Regions from separate parts of the Homo sapiens genome. Here region 2 is linked to region 1. A link is a loop called in an ENCODE intact Hi-C map of the cell type or tissue named here. Cell type or tissue: heart left ventricle. All regions are shown on one strand. Links, peaks and the distances in the headings refer to the core of each region. The heading gives the core; the rest is flanking DNA.

Region 1 (8,335 bases), core at 125-8,124:
ATGACTACCAATGAGATGAAAGTATTTCAATAGCCTGACAATGGGTATGACCGGGCAGGTGTGTATCCACCGACCATCAGTTCAGCCCTCCTCAGAATGCTGCTCATCCTGGGGACTGCAAGGCAGACCCAGATGCTGGCAACAGGTTTGAAAGTGACCCCCCACCCAGCCTCTGGGGACTTCCCCAGCAAGCCCAATTCACTCCAGAGCCCCCAACCCAGGCCTCCCTGGGCATTGGCAGAGAACAGGCACCGTTCCAAACCCTGACTTCATGCTGACCACCAAATCCCCAAGCCAGGGAGGGAGCGATGATGTCACTGTCCCCATGTTTCAGAAAAGCAATAACCGGACTCGGAAGAGGATCAGTTTTCAAGGCAGAAGTCCAAACAGTTGATCTTGGCAAGGGCCTCCGAGGATTGCCTCATAGAAGGAGAGGGCTGGCATGCTTGTGAGCATCGTTTGTTATGAGCTGGGAGGCAGCGGTGTCCTTGGACTCAGGAGAACCTTGGGGACCCTGTCAAGATGGAGAATGTCGAATCTGAAACAAATGGGCATTGGTGTCCTCGATTCCCGTCAGAACCCTCTTTTATGGTGGGAGGGGACACCTCGGCACTCACAGAGAAGCGTTTTTCCGACAGAGTTCAGCCACCCCACCCTGGACCCAAGTCCCCTCTTATTATTAGAAAAATGCCATCAGTTTCCTCAATTTGAATAAGTCCTATGAAGATGGAGTTTTGTTCACCACTGTATCCACAACATCTCATACAGAGTTAAAGAAATCAATAAATATTGGCTGAATGAATGGCAAGGAGAGGAATGGAGTGGGAAGTGGCACGTCTGGATTCCAGGGATCCAGGAGCATATCCAGGTTTGCCAGCTAGGCCTGCAGGCCAGGCAGGGCAGGCAGGTTGGGGTTATGGGAAGACCGCCATTGATTGCTGGAAGTGCACAATACATATTTTCAAAAACTTGGCCAGGCATAGTGGCTCATACCTGTAATCCCAGTGCTTTGGGAGGCCGAGATGGGAGGATCACTTGAGCTCAGGGGTTCAAGGCCAGCCTGAGCAACATAATGAGACCCCATCACTACAAAAAATAAAACATAAAATAGTAGCCAGCTGTGATGGCATGCATCTGTAGTCCCTTGGCCTACTACGGAGACCAAGGCAGGAGGATCACTTGAGCCCAGGAGTTTAAGACTGAAGTGAGTAATGATCATGCCCCAGCTGTCCAGCCTGAACAACAGAGTGAGATCTTGTCTCCATTGAAAAAAAAACTATGACAAAAAAAAAAGCAAAAACTATCCTTTGACAATCTGTGACAACTTTCTCTCCCTGGGGTTCACAATCTCACTTTCATGCTCCTTCCATTAAAGTCTGATCCCTTTTTTAAATAGCTGTTTGGCTAATCTGTTGTGGTAGACACTGTTGAAAAGGCCCCACTTTCGGAAAATGTGTTCAGGAGGAACAAGTCTCCCTCGCCCCTCCCTCCCCTAAACTACACTTCTGCTGTGCTCTCAAATGAGCTCAGTCACATCTCTGTCCCTGAGCATGTCATGTCCCCTCCCTGGGCTTCAGTTTCCCCTTCTACATAAAACACAAGCTAAACTAGAAACATCCTGTGTCCTTAACTTGTAGGAAGAGTGTCTCAGCCCCCTTTAAGAAAACGAAGCTTGAAGCCTCTCCCTGCAAAAATCCAATTCCTCACTAGTACAGAGAAACTTTTTTTTTTTTTTTTTTTTGCATCCGATTTCTGGAGATCCACAGCCCCTTTGCAGCTCAACAAGGGAACCCAGGGTCAGAGTCTTTTGGACTTGCTAATCTGGAAGCCCCTCCCAGCTCTGACTTTCTGGAATGTTAACCGAAGTGTGGCTGTGAGAAAACACATTCCAGCTGCTCTCCTCTGAGGCCAGCGCTGGGCCTCCCCCTCAGCTGCCCCTCAGGAAGGAAGCAGCCCTGGGCTTCACTAATGGCCCCAAATTCAGCCCCCAGTTTCCTCAAGACCCAGGTCCCAAATCAATAAAGGTAGGCTCCATGGAAATGAGGCAGGATGCAGAAGGAAATCCAGGCAGCTCGACCTCAAAGGAATTTCCTTTTCCTTGCCTCTCCTTCCAGTTCTGTCTTTCAAGAGTTTGATAGAGGTGGGAACGGGGATTTGAGAATTTTCTTTTCAACTGAGGCCCAGAGGAGGAGGTGGAGATGGGCCACAAGATAGAGAGGTCAGGGTTGGGGAGACAGGGCAGCGGACAGTGATGAATGTGGGTGGGGCCTTTGTGCATTCTCCAGGACAAAGTGGACTTTTCCAGTCGGCTGGTTTTCGAAAGCTATTTACGAAGCTGGACTAATCCAGCCCAGCTGTGCGGACTGTAAGCAAACAGGGCCTTTTGTGGGGTTCAGATTCCCCACCCCTAGCCTGTACTTACAGAGCTCACTCCACCCTTCCTGTAGGGGAGGAAATGAGGTGCCCAGGTCAAGCAGAAGAGTTATATCAGGAGTTATACCTATCTGTCACCATCCTCAGCCCCACCTCTGGGGACCCAGCAAGGCTCACCTGGGCATTGGGATGGACACATAGATCTGAGTCAGGAGGCCTGCTCTTCCACTTCTTAGCTGGGTGAACGTGAGTGAGTCTCTTAATTTCTCTGAGCCTCAGTTTTCCCCTCTGTGAAATGGCCATATTACCTAACTTCGAAATGCTGCAGGCAGCGCTTAACAGAGGAGATTCCATAATGTCTTTCTCCCTCTCTCTGAAATAGAGATTAGCACATAGGGAGACCTTGGGTGAGGTAGGTAAAAGGCACCCCCTGTAAGGGAAATTTGGGAAAGGCAGCACTCGCTTCAGGCCGAGAAGCAGTTCCCAGCACCAGGTGCATTGCTTGGCAAGATCTGCCTTTTCTCACCCCCAAGCCCAGGGCTCCTGTGCAGACCAGCACCCACACAGCACATGTAAACAGCAGTCACAAAATCCAAGCTGTCCTGCCCACCCTCCATCTGAGATGGTTTTTCTTTTAGAGCCCCAGTCTTTCAGTGAATCATTATCCCCTCTAAAATGCCTAATAAGGGGTAAAATTGGAGCATACGTTCCTGGTTCATTCCTGAAGTCACTGGGGTGATGAGATCATGAAGTCACAGGTCAGCGAGGCCCCTAAAATGGAAAAAAAAAAAAAAAAGGCAAAAGTTACCAGGACCAGCTTTACCTGGCCCTCAGCGTGGTTCTAGCCTGCCTGACCCTCCTAAAGCTGCAGTACCATCATTTAACACAAGTGGCCCAGCAAAGGGAGACTTCCCTGACTGGAGCTGCTCTCCTGGTGAGCCCAAGGGAGCATGGAGGGATCTGGTGTAAATGTCTTACATGGTCATGTGCTCTTGCTCCAGAACCCTTCTGCATTAGCAGTCCACACCAGGAGTCTCTAGCTGTTGACCAACTTCAGCCATCAAAAGTGTTTTGTTGGTCAGGTGCGGTGGCTCACACCTGTAATCCCAACACTTTGGGAGACCGAGGTGGGTGGATCATGAGGTCAGGAGTTCGAGACCAGCCTGGCCAATATGGTGAAACCCTGTCTCTACTAAAAATACAAAACTTAGCTGGACTTGGTGGCGCGTGCCTGTAGTCCCAGCTACTCGGGAGGCTGAGGCAGAAGAATCCCTTGAACCCGGGAGGCGGAGGTTGCAGTGAGCCGAGATAGTGCCATTGCACTCCATCCTGGGCAACAGAGTGAGATTCCGTTTAAAAAAAAAAAAGAGTGATTTGGGTTGTGAAGCTTCTTAAAACAATTTGAACTCAAGTTTGAAAATTAGGTAAGTTCATATCCAAAAATGCAGGCTTCCGGGTTCTCTTGAAAATTGAGAAGATCTGGCAATTTGGGGCCCTCTTTCTTTTAAGACAACCATTGACCCACTGAAACCAGGTATATGCTCCTTATTTTGCCCCAGTCCCCACCACTCCAGGTTGTTCCCCCATACTGAGGCTGCTGGTTGGTTGGCCTTATCGTTAGGAGAAAAGAAAATATGTCTTATTTACCTTGTCTATACCAAAAGTGAAGAAACAAAAGGCAAACTGAGAGGATTCAAGGAAAATGGAAGCCACAAGATTTCCCTGTGGAAGTAGAGAAATATGCCTTTCGTGATTCATATATGTATTAAAAAAAAAGTTTTTGGAGTACACTGGCTCTCTTCACTCAAAGCCCCTGAAGGCATTCACTTTTGACACCATATTCTAAACCTTTCTTTTGTAAAGAACCATGGCATTTTCAAGCTAGAGGCAATCTTAGAAGTTTGAAATTTTTTCCAACCAGATTTAAGATCTTTAAGGTTTATGTATCGGTTAGCTATTGGTGTGTAACAAACCACCCAAAAACTCAATGGCTTAAAATAATAAGAATGTATTATTGCTCACAAATCTATGAGTCAGCTAAGTGGCACTTCTAGTCTCAGCTGGTCTTATTCATCCATTGGTGGTCAGTTGTGGTCATGTCGGTAGCTCTGATCTTGGCTGGGTTCTCTCCTGTGTTTGGAGGTCAGCTGGCTGTAAGCCAGTCCTGGCTGTTCTCATCTGAGATGAGTAGGCACTCTTCCACGTATTCTCTCATCTTCTAGCCAACTAACCCAGGCTAGTTCACAAAATGATTACGGGGTCCCAGAGAGAGCTGAAACATGCAATGTCTCTGGGGACCTAGGCAGAACTGGGACACTTCTGCTGCACTGCCTTGGCCAAAGAAAGTCTCAAGGCCAGCCCAGATTCAAAGGGTGGGAAAACAGATGCCTTCTCTTGGTGGAAGGAACTGCATAGTCATGTTGTAAAGGTCATGGACACAGGAAAGTCAGTAATTGATACTATCAGTGCAATCAACCTAACATGAGTTGGGACTGTGTCTGATGCTATGGGAGCCTCTATTTTCCAAACCAAAATTTGAGATTTAAGGGCTCATAGTGTAACACAGTATTTCAAATGGGTTTGTCCTAGACCCTCCAGAATGAATGTTCACATTTATTCCTCCACATCACTCTAGCACAGTCTGACCCAGTGACCTCCACTGTTGATTATCTGACCCAATTCAAAACCTGGTATTTCAGAACAGGGGTGGAACTCCTATGTACATTTTGGGATCAAAGGCTGGTATTTATTAGCAGGCTATGAACTTTATAGGATTTCAGGTCTATGTGCCATTTAAATTAATCACTTTTATTTTACAAATGAATAAATTAAAATCCAGTGGTAAAGCGACTTAGCCACGATCATATGGTTAGGTAGGCCAGTGCTGTCGGACCTCAACGTGTTCATGAATCACCTAAGCATGCTGTGAAAATGCAGAATCTGAGCAGCCGGTCTGGGGTGGGGCCTGAGAGTCTGCATTTCTAACAAGAGCCCAGGTGATGCTGATGCTGCTGGCCCTGCAACCAAATGCTCAATATTAAGGCTCTGGACCTCACAGATTCTATAGAGAGGAGGTCACAGGTAGAAACACCTGCATTTAGAGTCCTCTCTATTATTTTGCAGTCCTTCAGCTTAGACCCATTTTACCAGTGGGTAAACTGAGCTTCACAAAGAAAGTGTTGGCATTGGATCTACTCCCTGAGGTTTTACAGAAGGGGGCCCAAGGTCCTCCATCACCAGGCAACTCCTAGAGAGCTGAGCTTAAGGAGCTGTGGCCCACTTTGAACTTTCAGCTGTTCAAGGTAGGGGCTTCCTTTCCTGCTGAGACCTTGGGCTGTGGGCCATCTTTTCACTTGTTGCGGACTCAGCTCATGATGTTGTCCCAGGGGTCTCTAAGTCCCAGGGCCTGAGATTGTCTGGTTAGTGATTTAGGAGCTTGGCAGCCTCTCTTGTTCTATTATGCAGCCTCTGAACATTCCGTCCAAAGGCCTTCTGGCACGCCACACATTTTCAGAATGAAAGGGGGGAAAATGAACATTGCCCTTGCTCATTTGCCTAATTTAAAAGCATCTAGAAGCTTTTTTTAGAAGGGGGAAAGAAACACCATCCATCTGAAATGGAGGAAGCACCTCATCAAGGAGCCAAGAGAGATGTGGAGACATAAGTTTCGAGGGCTGACACATTCATAGACAAACCTTGTGCCCGGTTTGTTTGTTCCCATCCACTTTCAGCTTGGAAACCACTGCCTTTTTGGAAGCTCTCGTGCTGGGAGGAAATTGCTTTTTCCTAAGGGGAGACCTGAACCCTCCTCGCCCCACTCAGGCATCAGTTTCCTACAATTTCACACGAGCTCAGTTTGGCTCCCGAACATTTATTGAGGGGCTACTCTACGACTCTGTGTCAGGCACTGTGCTGGATCTGTCCGTTCGATCATCAAAGATTTAGTGGTTAGGGAGAGCCCTGTGCTATACATTTCCGTATTCACTTAACAGTGGTTTATTACCAGGCGTCATGCCAGGCTCCGGGGATAAGAAGGGACTGAGATAGGCGTGATGTGGCTACACCTAGTCTAGCCAGAGAGAGAGTCACTAAGTGATCCTTATTGATGTATTGCAATAAGGAATTACTTATTGTGATAAGTAATCACAATAGAGTGCCTACTACTAAGGCAGATAGAAGAGGTCTTGCTCCAGAAACAGCATAGAGGAGAAGGCAGGTCGCCCACCTAGACTCGCAGCTGACAAGCTCTCCTCAAGCCTCGGGCAGGGTCCTCTCCCTGACCCCAACCCCTCCTCTCCCTAACCCTGCCTCCCTCACACACACCCCTTCCATCTTCCAGGCACCAGCCAGAGAAGAGTTCTTTCTTAAATGAGAATCTAATGGTGTCATTCCCCTACTAAAAATTCTTTACTGGGCTTCCCACTATTTGCAGGATTAAGTCCAAACTTCTCAGAATAGTTTACGAGGCTTTTTACAATTTGGCTCCAAATCTACCTTTCAGCCCTGGGTCCCACCCCGCTTCCCCATCATTCATCCTTCTCTCTCCCTATACTGAATATCCTGAGCTCCACGGGATGACTCAGAACAAGGGGCTCTCTCTCTTTAAAAAAAAAAAAAGAAAAAAAAAGATGTGTCATGGAAATGTTCAAATGTAAGCAAATGCAGAGTCAGTGATGTGAGGCGCCTCCGTATTCCCATTGCCCAGTTCCAGGACGTGCCCAATCTCATCACCTCCACGTCCCCACCCATCCCCGCTCCAAACCCCACACTGGATTATTTTAAAGCCAATCCAAGACACCATGTCCTTTCATCTGAAAATACTTCAGCATGTATTTCTGACAGATGAGGAGGGTCCTTCTTTTTTTGTTGAGGCTCCAAGTTTGTTGGGGGCAGAATAACTGAATTTGTGGTACAGCTTTAATGTGCACGTTTAACAAGCCAATGTTTTTAACACACACCCACATCCATACACACACGGCGTAGTGATTGTATGTCTGCCCTCATTTGGAGAGACCATTGAGGAATCTCTATTTGAGGCCCTTCTTAAACGTGAAGCCTTGGCCAGCCCTTCCCTCCCGCAGCGCCTTCCATTGACCTTCCATCCCTGTGGTTGGCCCTGTTTCCTGAATCCTCCAACCACTTTCACACCTTTGGGCCTTGTGTCCTTTGTGGCCACTTCTGCCTGGAACGTCCTTTCCTCTGTTGGGCACACTCCTGCATGACCAGCAAAGCCCAGTGCAAATTTCCCCTATGCACTGTCCATGATACCTCTTCCAACAACCTCCTGTCCTCCACAGGTCATCACTCACTCTTCTTTGCTTCTATAGCATTTTTTCTTCGTAATTCTCCTGAATGTTGATATTTCTGAGTTGAAATCATTTGCTTACAGATCTGCTGCCCCCACCAGCCTGGGAACCCTTCGAGGGTAGGGTCTGGGTCCTTTCTGTGTCCCCCAGAGAGGCGATCTGGTCCCCAAGCATGGATTCTGGCTTCAGCCTTGCCTGGACAAGCTATTGAATTGAGTCTCAGTGGTCTTGTTTGTGAACTAGGGATGCTATTATACTCAGCACTATGACAGGCCTCTCGTGTGGATTCAGTGCCCTGTGTCTGTGCGGCTACTGTGGCCCGACTGCCACAAGGAGACACTGAACAATTGTGACCTTCATCACCAGGTGTCAGCAATGACTCCTCCCTCAAAGGGGCCCCTCAGCCAGAGACATGTCCGTCCTTAGCATAAGGCCCTAGTCGTGTTTGGGCCCTGGTCGTTTTCCCCTCTGTCAGAGACCCTGGAAGTTTCCTGGCTGGTCCTGGGCCACTGAGCCTGCAGTAAAGGACCATGGACCAGCTCGCCACCTCGAGGCTCCTGCTGCCCCTCACCTCCTGCCCCCCACCTCCTGCCCCCATGCAGGAGAGCAGGCCCTGCGAACTCTGCACCCTTCCCTGGGGGCTTCTACACGGAAAC
Region 2 (8,335 bases), core at 278-8,277, 78 kb before region 1:
GACCCAAGAAGTGATTTTAAAAAATATCTGGCAGCATAAAATGCCTCTAACTAACCCCAGCATCTAGACACTCACTAATATTTGATTTCTAATTACTTGTGTAGTTTGTCAGTCTTTAGCACAACGAAATCCAATTGACCAGAACATTTTGGTTAGATTGCACTTAGCTATGACTAAATTTTTACTGTTATTATTCTAGTTTCTTTGTGAATGTCTCAACTTTACTGCATCATTAAACTTTAAATTCGATTTTGATAATAAGAATATTTTATAAAATTTTTCAAACAACTGCAATATTCACACAGGAACTATGGTACTCTTAAAACCACTGTCATTTTTTTTTCTAATTTTAATTCATACCCAGTTCTTTCAGGATTGCTAAAGACAATGGCACTTTGATTTTAATTAAGTACTTCATTTGAAAGCCATGACTAATAAATGTCAAATGCTAAAGGTTAACATATGTTAAGTGGATATCAGAAGATCTTTTGTAACACGAAAAGAATTCAGGTCTGAGGGCTCTTAGTTTCAGAATCACTGATAAATAGTGCAGACAAGATAGGTGAAAAATAACTACCTTAATTTAGATGCTTCTATTTATTTATTTATTTGAGACGGAGTCTCACTCTGTGGCCCAGGCTGGAGTGCGATCTCGGCTCACTGCAAGCTCCGCCTCCCGGGTTCACACCATTCTCCTGCCTCAGCCTCCCGAGTAGCTGGGACTACAGGCACCCGCCACCACGCCCGGCTAATTTTTTTGTATTTTTAGTAAAAACAGGTTTTTACCATGTTAGGCAGGATGGTCTCGATCTCCTGACCTCGTGATCCACCCGCCTCAGCCTCCCAAAGTGCTGGGATTACAGGCATGAGCCATAGCGCCTGGCCGATGCTTCTATTACTTTATTTTTATCTTGGGAATCAATGAGCTCAACAATGGATTAGACATTCCTGTCACTAAGTCTCTACGCTTCAGAAGATAATACGTAAATAATTAGATTTGTTGTTTACTGTCTACATTGTCCATATCTATTATGTGTTACCAAAATATTGAAAATAAATACATGAATTTATTCCTGAAAGAAAATCAAGAAAATACTTAAATCACACACACAAAAATAAGTTCCTCAGTATGGTTTTCTTTGTGTTTTTTCTTCTTATTTCAGGTTCATTGAGCTTCTTGGGTTTAAAATTTCCATTGTTTGGAAACATTTTTTTCATTAATATTTTCATAATTTTTTCTGTACTCCCCTCTCTTCTTCTGGGATTCCAATAACACATAATGTCAGACTGTTTGCTATTGTTCCACAGCTCACTGCGGCACTGTTTGTTTTGTTTTGTTTTTCTGTGCTTTATATTGGGTAGATTCTATTGCTACAGCTTCAACTTCAGTTGTCTTCTATAGTATATAATTTGCATTTAATTTCACTTAAATGTATTTTTCATTTCAGATATTATATGTTTTATCTCTATAAATTCTATGAGCATCCTTTTACATCTTTAACCTCTTTCTTCATCAGCTTCATGTTTTTCTTTATATCCTTGGACATATTTGTAAGACTTAATAGCAGCTTTTTAATGGTCCTTGTCTACAAATTCAACCTTCTTATAATTTCTTGATCTGATTCTGTTGATTCATTTTTCTCCTGGTTATGGGTTATATTTTTCTGCTTTCTTACATACCTGGTAATTTTTTACTGGATGCTGGGTATTGTGATTTTTATGTTCTTAGGTGGTGGATTTTGTTGTGTGTATTTCAAGAATACTAGATTTTGTTCTGATGAGCAGTTAAGTAATTGCATCAGTGGGAGGGCAGTTTCTGTAACAGCTAATTATTCATGGATGGAATCACAAGTCCTCATTGAAGCTTTTTAAGCAAGAGTGTGACTCAATCAACTGTGTGTGTTTCTTTAAAAATCAGTCTTATTATTACTCTGCAGAGAACAGATTAGAAACAACAGTGGATTCTAGAAGGCTAATTCTGAGTCTGTTGAGAAAAGTGATCATGTTGACTTGCTTTCAGGGAAGCAGCAGTTAAGATGGGGCATATTTAAAATATGTTTAGAATTTATAGGACTTAGGGATTGATTGAATGAATATGAGGAGTTAACGAGGGAGAAGTAGTTATCGAGGATGATTCCCATTTCTGGAATGAGCAACTGAGTAAATGATGGTGTCACTTATTCTAACAGAACAGTGGAAATTTGGGGTGAAAAACCATGAGATCTGTTTTGAAGATGCGTTACCTATGAGACATCCAAGTGGTTGATGTTAGGCAGGCTGCTGGTCTGAAGTTCAATACAGAAATCTGGGCTGAGGCTGCTTCCTATTACATGGTGTTTAAAGCTATTTTTCATTTACAGCCTAGAAGCACTGGCCATATGAGTGCTTGTCTAATCCCCTAGAATTGTGAGGTCTTAGAGGGCTGGCTTGATGTGTTTTCCTCTTGTGTTGGCTGATGCATTGGTTGGCACGTGACCGGTGCTTAGTGAGTGTTTATGAAAGGGACAATAGCTGTTGGGGACTCCTTTTTTCATGTTTCTGAGTTTCCCCTTGCCTCCTGGTTGTCTAAAATGTTGCCTTAAATTTCATTGTTCTTGTTTGTTTTTCTAGTCCAGGCAGACTTTTCAAATTAGCATGTTAGTCATTTGTGGAGGGTCATGACCCTCCCTTGTTTACAATAGGGCCGTATTATGTCAGCTCAGAGATCCTATCCTGGAGCTGGAGTTGGGACCAGATAATGCAGGAGCCACATCCCTTCCAGGGAGGCTGCTGTCCAAGGCTTGGGCTACTTGGGCAAAATCTCTCAGATTCCCAAGGGATACTTTAAGCCTGTGGAATTTCACAGACTTCACATGAGCTTAAGACTCTTATAGTCTCCATAGTCAATCCCTGAGTTAACCTGAAAGTTGCCCAAAGGAGGGAGGAGTCAAGCCTATTTTAAAAAGAGGAAGCATCTGAAAGCCTTGGAATTCAGAGACCGTATACAAAATTTCAGGCAGAAATTTTCGATTGTTGGAACAAGCTTTGTTCTAGGAGCAGAGAACCTGAGTTCCGGGCCTGAGATTCATTGTATAATATTGAGAGAACAACTTCCCTTCTCTGGTCCCATTATCCCCCATCTAAAACTAAGAAGATTGGATTCGATGACCTCAAAGTGCTCTTCTATTTATTACATTCAGAGGAATTCTATGTCCTGGGCGGTATGAGTCATAGACCTTGCCTCAAGGTGCTTAAAATTCTAGAACTGAGATGAGAGGTAGACTCTGATATTCCCATTAAGACAGACACCCTGTTTCCTACAAATGCACTTGTATACAAATCTCTCTAGAGGAGAGGCCCTGTAGATGAAAAACAGAATCTTACTTTGGACTTCACAAGTAAAACAGCTTTTAGAATTTTACAGCTTTATCCAGAAATGAATCTTGTATCTTTTTTGTCTATCCTCATCTTTTGAAGGTAAACAAATTGGGCCCCGAGAGCAATGTGACTTGGTCAAGGTCACACAGTGAGTCCATGGTAGAGCCTAACTCAGCACCTACCCCCATCCCTGCACACACACCACCCTAAATCTCATCAAAACTGTTTCTCCACCACTCTCTCCCTTTTGGCACCACCTCCTGTCTCTGCAAGCTCTGCTGTCTCTGCAGTGGAACATTCCTGCACAGAGGGGATTAAAAGAGCAGGGGTGGAATGCTAAGCCTCCCTGCCCATTGGCAAGAGCATTTCTCCTGAACTGAGCCCAGCAGGGTTCAGGGGAGCCCAACGGCCCATGTGGAGGTCTGGGTTGTCAGAACCAACTTCAGCCTACATGCCAGGGGCTGTCCACACCCTGCCCTCCATCACGTAAAGCCCCCCAAAACAAGTACTCCATGGTGGGGGCACTGTGGAGTTTGGGTGTTGTCCTGGAGTCTTTCTGGGCCAACTCTGTCAATGTGCTCCGCCAAGCTCAATGGAGCCACTGGAGACCCTGGGCCAAGCTCTGTGGGAAGCCCGGCCAAGTTTCAGAGCGTCTAGCGCCAAGGCTGAATGTCTGGTTCAGTGGAGAGTAAGTCCAGATGTTTGTCTCCGGTCAATCTCTTATTGGCTTTCTAACTTTGGACACGGATGACCTACTGGGGCCTCACAACCTTGGGTAGATAAAATGAAGATGATGTGTCACCCCCCCATCCTGGAACACATTATCTACCCTCCTCCATCTCATGCCACTGAGTACTTGCAGAAATTAATGTCCCATATCTTCTTCAAGTACAGAGAAGATAAATAGTATTTACTTCCTACAGTTAGCTCTCAGTTAATCACCAAAGAGTGATATTAAGGGTATATAGATGCTCTAAAATTCTTTCAATAACAATGTGTATTTCCAATTGCATTTACTAACTACCTAAAATGATTCTGGAGCTTTGCTAGGTACTAAGGATAACAGAACTAATAATCCACCATCATTGCCCTTTACAGACTTTCTAATGATGAAGAAAAACAAACAAGAGTTATTATTTATAAAACACTAGCTTTTAAGGAGGTAGGTCCTTCAAACAACAACAACAGCAAAAAAAACACTTTGCCACATTTTTGGGTTTGGAATGTGGGGCTTCCACATCTGGGGCAAGGATGAATTGTTCTGTGAAAGAAACGGTAAGAGATTTTATGGGAGATGAACAGGTAGAGAATAGAGTGGATATAAGTTGGCAGAACTTTGTACACAATTCTGATAAGGTAAGAGTGATAGAGAAGCTCTGGTTAGCATCTCAGCCAAAGAAACGGGGGAGAAAAACCATGATCAATAGAGATTCATGCAGATATGTGATGTCAAACCCCTTCAGACCCCACCTTGAAGTTGTCAGTAGAATCTACTGTGTGAATTTTTTCTGAGGAATGTGAAGAGGTGCAGAGTTCTATATACTTCAGAACTTGAAGCCAAGGCAGGGTGTATCAGTTATCTATTGCCACAATAATAGTGTTTAACCAACAACCCCCAAACCTCTACATACAACAAACAATAAGTGTTTATTGCTCATGAATCTGGGGTCAGCTAGGGTTGACTCTTCTGATCTTGCCTGGTCTTGTTCACGTAGCTGGGGGCCACCTAGATGTCAACTAACTTAGAATGGCCCGGGGGACTGGGCATCTCAGCTCTGCTCCGTGCATCTCTCTTGCTCCAGCAGGCTAGCTCAGGCATGCTCTCATGCTGATGGCAGAGTATCAAAGTTCAAGCAGAAATGTGTGAGTGCTTGTTCAAGTCTGTATTTGCTTCAAATCCCACTGGCCAGAGTCAGTCAAGTGACCAGACTCGGAATCAAGAACTAGAAAAATATACGTTGCCTGTGAATGTGAATGCACAGTGACTGATAGCATTCCAGGTGGTGGCTGTTCTATCAGCCTCAGGATGACTTGAAGCAGAGTCCCCAGCTGACCCTCAGTGAACATATTGCATCATCAAGAATAGACTTTCTTTGTTTTAAGACATGGGATTTGGGGAATTTGGTACTTTTGTAAACCTAGCCAACCTAGCCTATCATTACTGATACAACCATCTTATATGGATTGCTTATCAACGTGCCAGGCATTACATTATGTACATTTGGCATTTATTCATTCAAAAAATATGGAATGCCTCTTACATGCCTAGAATTGAACTCAGTTCATCCTCATAACAACCCAACAGGATAGATATAATTATCTCAGTGTTATGAATGAAGAAACTGAAGCTCAAATTGCTTACATAATGTGTCCAAAGTCATACAGCCAGTAAATGGCAGAGCAGGATTTAAACACAAGTCTGTTGGATTCCAGTGATCATGCTCTGAGCTCCTTCATTCTACTCCATTTCTGTTGATGTTTCCTCCTGAGGACTCTCTATTTTAGAAAAGTAACTTGCCACTGTAGGTGGATTTTAATAGAGTGGCCCACTTAGATCAGGGCATTTAAAGCAGGAGAGGGTCTCCTCTTGGGCAGGCTCCTTCATACATGTTCGATCCACATCCTAGTCCCACTTAATGTCCATGACTTTTAACACCAGCTGGAGTGATAGGGCAGCTGGCTACCTTACCAGTGAGTTATGGTTCTGTGGACAGAGAGAGATTTTTCTTTCCCCAGTGTCTTTCCCCAAGCTGCAAGGAGGACATTGTTAAACGGTTGGGCAGCAGGAAGCAGGCTGCACCACAGGCAAAGCTAGAATGAAATTTCATTCTGGGGAGAGGTAAATCAATGCTGGAGACAGGAGACACAAGCCTTGAGCCAAACCATGATAAGAAGGGGAAACAGAGAAAAAAGAATGGAGCCATCCTGACAATTCCTCCTTTCTCCTACAGAGAGGAGAGAGAGGGGATAGGAAGAGTAAGTTGAGAATAAGGAAGGTGGGAAGAGCCGTTTTCACCCACTCAGGACAGGAATGCATTCATTTTTTCATCCAAGAAACATTTATTAAGCATCTGCTCTGTGTCAGCCATCATGCTGGGTGCTGGAAAATAGAAAACAAGTTAAGTCATGGTCCCCATTTAGAGGAGATCACAGATGGGTGGAAAAGACATACTTGTAAACAAGTTAAAAGATGTTTACTGTACTCCCTTCTCTGAAACCCACTGAAAGCAACAAAAAGAATGAAAATATAACAGAAAATTCCATCTTCAATACAACTAGAAAATGGCTATGGGCTAAGATGATTAACTGCTCACCACAGTTCATTCCTGTCTTTCCATAATAGAGAGGAGTGGGTAAGGAACAATTGCCCAGGCAGGGACCACATTTCTCAGCCACTCCTTTGCATTTAGTTGAGCCATGTGATGAGTTCTCAAAGCTGGAATGTGAACAGATGTGATCTATGTCACTTCTGGGCCAGCATGGTCAAGAGATGGGAACACCTTCTCTACTCTCTCTCTTTGCCCTTCCCCTAGTAGAATTCAGGGTACTCCAAGACCCCTCAAAAGAGAAGGAGCCCAGTCCTCTGACTCACCATATGGCATCTACCTGCTGACCAGGAACATCAGCACTGGACCCTTACACTAGTGAGAAATGAATATATAACATGTTAAACCATTGCAATTTGGAGGTGTGTTCAGTTGTTACAGAAGCTAATATTACTCTAAAGAAAACAGGCTAAAACCCATATCTGCCACATTCAGTGAAGTTTGGGTTTCATCAGAGGAAGACAAAAAGAGGAGTCCTATATGTTACCAGATTTTCTTGAAAGTAAGATAAAAGATCCCTAAAGGCTGAATAAATAATCATTTATTGGAGAAAAAAAAAGGAAAAGAGAGGTAGGTGAGTCATAGAAGAGTAAAGTTCCCTGTAGTGACTCATTTCTATAAGGCAAAGGGCAAGGGAGACAGGGCTGTGGATAGGAAGGCACTATGTGGATAGCCAGTAGTACAAACCCTGACCTCCATTGCTTAAATGTCTTAGAGGTGAGGTGGAAGAGAAAGGGAGCAGCAGTCAGCCTTGCAGCTTGTCAGCAGAAGAGATGCATAAACATTAAATGGCCAGTCAGAGGACCCATGAATCTGTGGGGCTTTCTGGTGACCCACACTGACCTCATACTCATGGGAATGCTTCAAAACCTGGGGGAAATGTGTCCCCAGGGAAGAGCATATCTGATAAATTCTGAGACACCAAACTCAAATGGAATCTGCTGGTAGCCCCAGCTTGACTCCATCCCTGAGAAAATAACAGAACACAACAAGACGTTTCCAAAGTAAAACTACAAACAAGCAGACAAGATCTAACATGGGATGAAAAAATGAAAATGATAATGAAAGCCATTACAGAGGAGAAAATTAGCATCAGCAGAATGTGGGATTTATTCAGTTGATAATAGAGTCAGTAACATAGTAAGAGTTTTTTAATGAAAGAAAAGGAGAAATAATAAAAACAATGAAATAAAATAATGAAAAATACTTAGGAAATATGAATATGCATGCTGGACATTCCTAAAGAAAGGAACAGAGCAATAAGACAGAAACATATTCAAAGATATTATAAAAGAAAACTTTTCTGAACTAAAGAAATGCCTCTACAGAATTAAAAGTGGTCTTAATATACCATAGAACTTTGACGGAGAATGTTCAGTCAAAATTCTGAAGGAAAAATAAAGCTGGCCTCCAACTTCTCTTTATCCTTTAGTGCCAAAAGGAACAGGTACAAAATTCTGAAGCTATTGTAACAAACACATTTCAAATTTAAAAGCCAGTCTGGTTGACTTTCATGTATAAAGTAGCTGAAAGACATTCACCAGCACAGACTCAGAGAAAATAGCGCATGGAACTCATAAGTTCAATAGAGGAGGTGGACAACTTGATAATGAAATCTAGTCCCCCCAAAAATATATAGTCATTTCTCAGTA

What was found. Hi-C counts contacts between places; a loop is a spot of excess contacts. Peaks named below come from ENCODE experiments on the same cell type or tissue, not always from the same donor. Only the 100,000 strongest peaks of a DNase experiment are listed, where the experiment ranks them.
Region 2: a loop joins it to region 1, with 3 times the contacts of the local background. A loop is called at or near these places in 5 of 110 quality-filtered maps.

What each region holds. Positions count from the first base shown.
Region 1 is chr22:32,616,132-32,624,466 of GRCh38, reverse strand. All of the region lies in intron 6 of SYN3 (synapsin III), which reads left to right. LOC107985545 (a long non-coding RNA gene) reads right to left here and starts at 2,939. Exons shown (of 3, transcript XR_001755504.2): 1 at 2,551-2,939; 2 at 1-514. RefSeq lists an enhancer at 7,833-8,332. In heart left ventricle, for the core only: no CTCF peak of the experiment used is centred there; DNase peaks (open chromatin) are centred at 1,913, 2,260 and 4,526; H3K27ac peaks cover 6,673 bases.
Region 2 is chr22:32,694,746-32,703,080 of GRCh38, reverse strand. The region is part of intron 6 of SYN3 (synapsin III); the gene reads left to right. Among named protein-coding and RNA genes, the nearest start is that of TIMP3, 100 kb to the left of the region's middle. In heart left ventricle, for the core only: no CTCF peak of the experiment used is centred there; a DNase peak (open chromatin) is centred at 3,970; H3K27ac peaks cover 3,807 bases.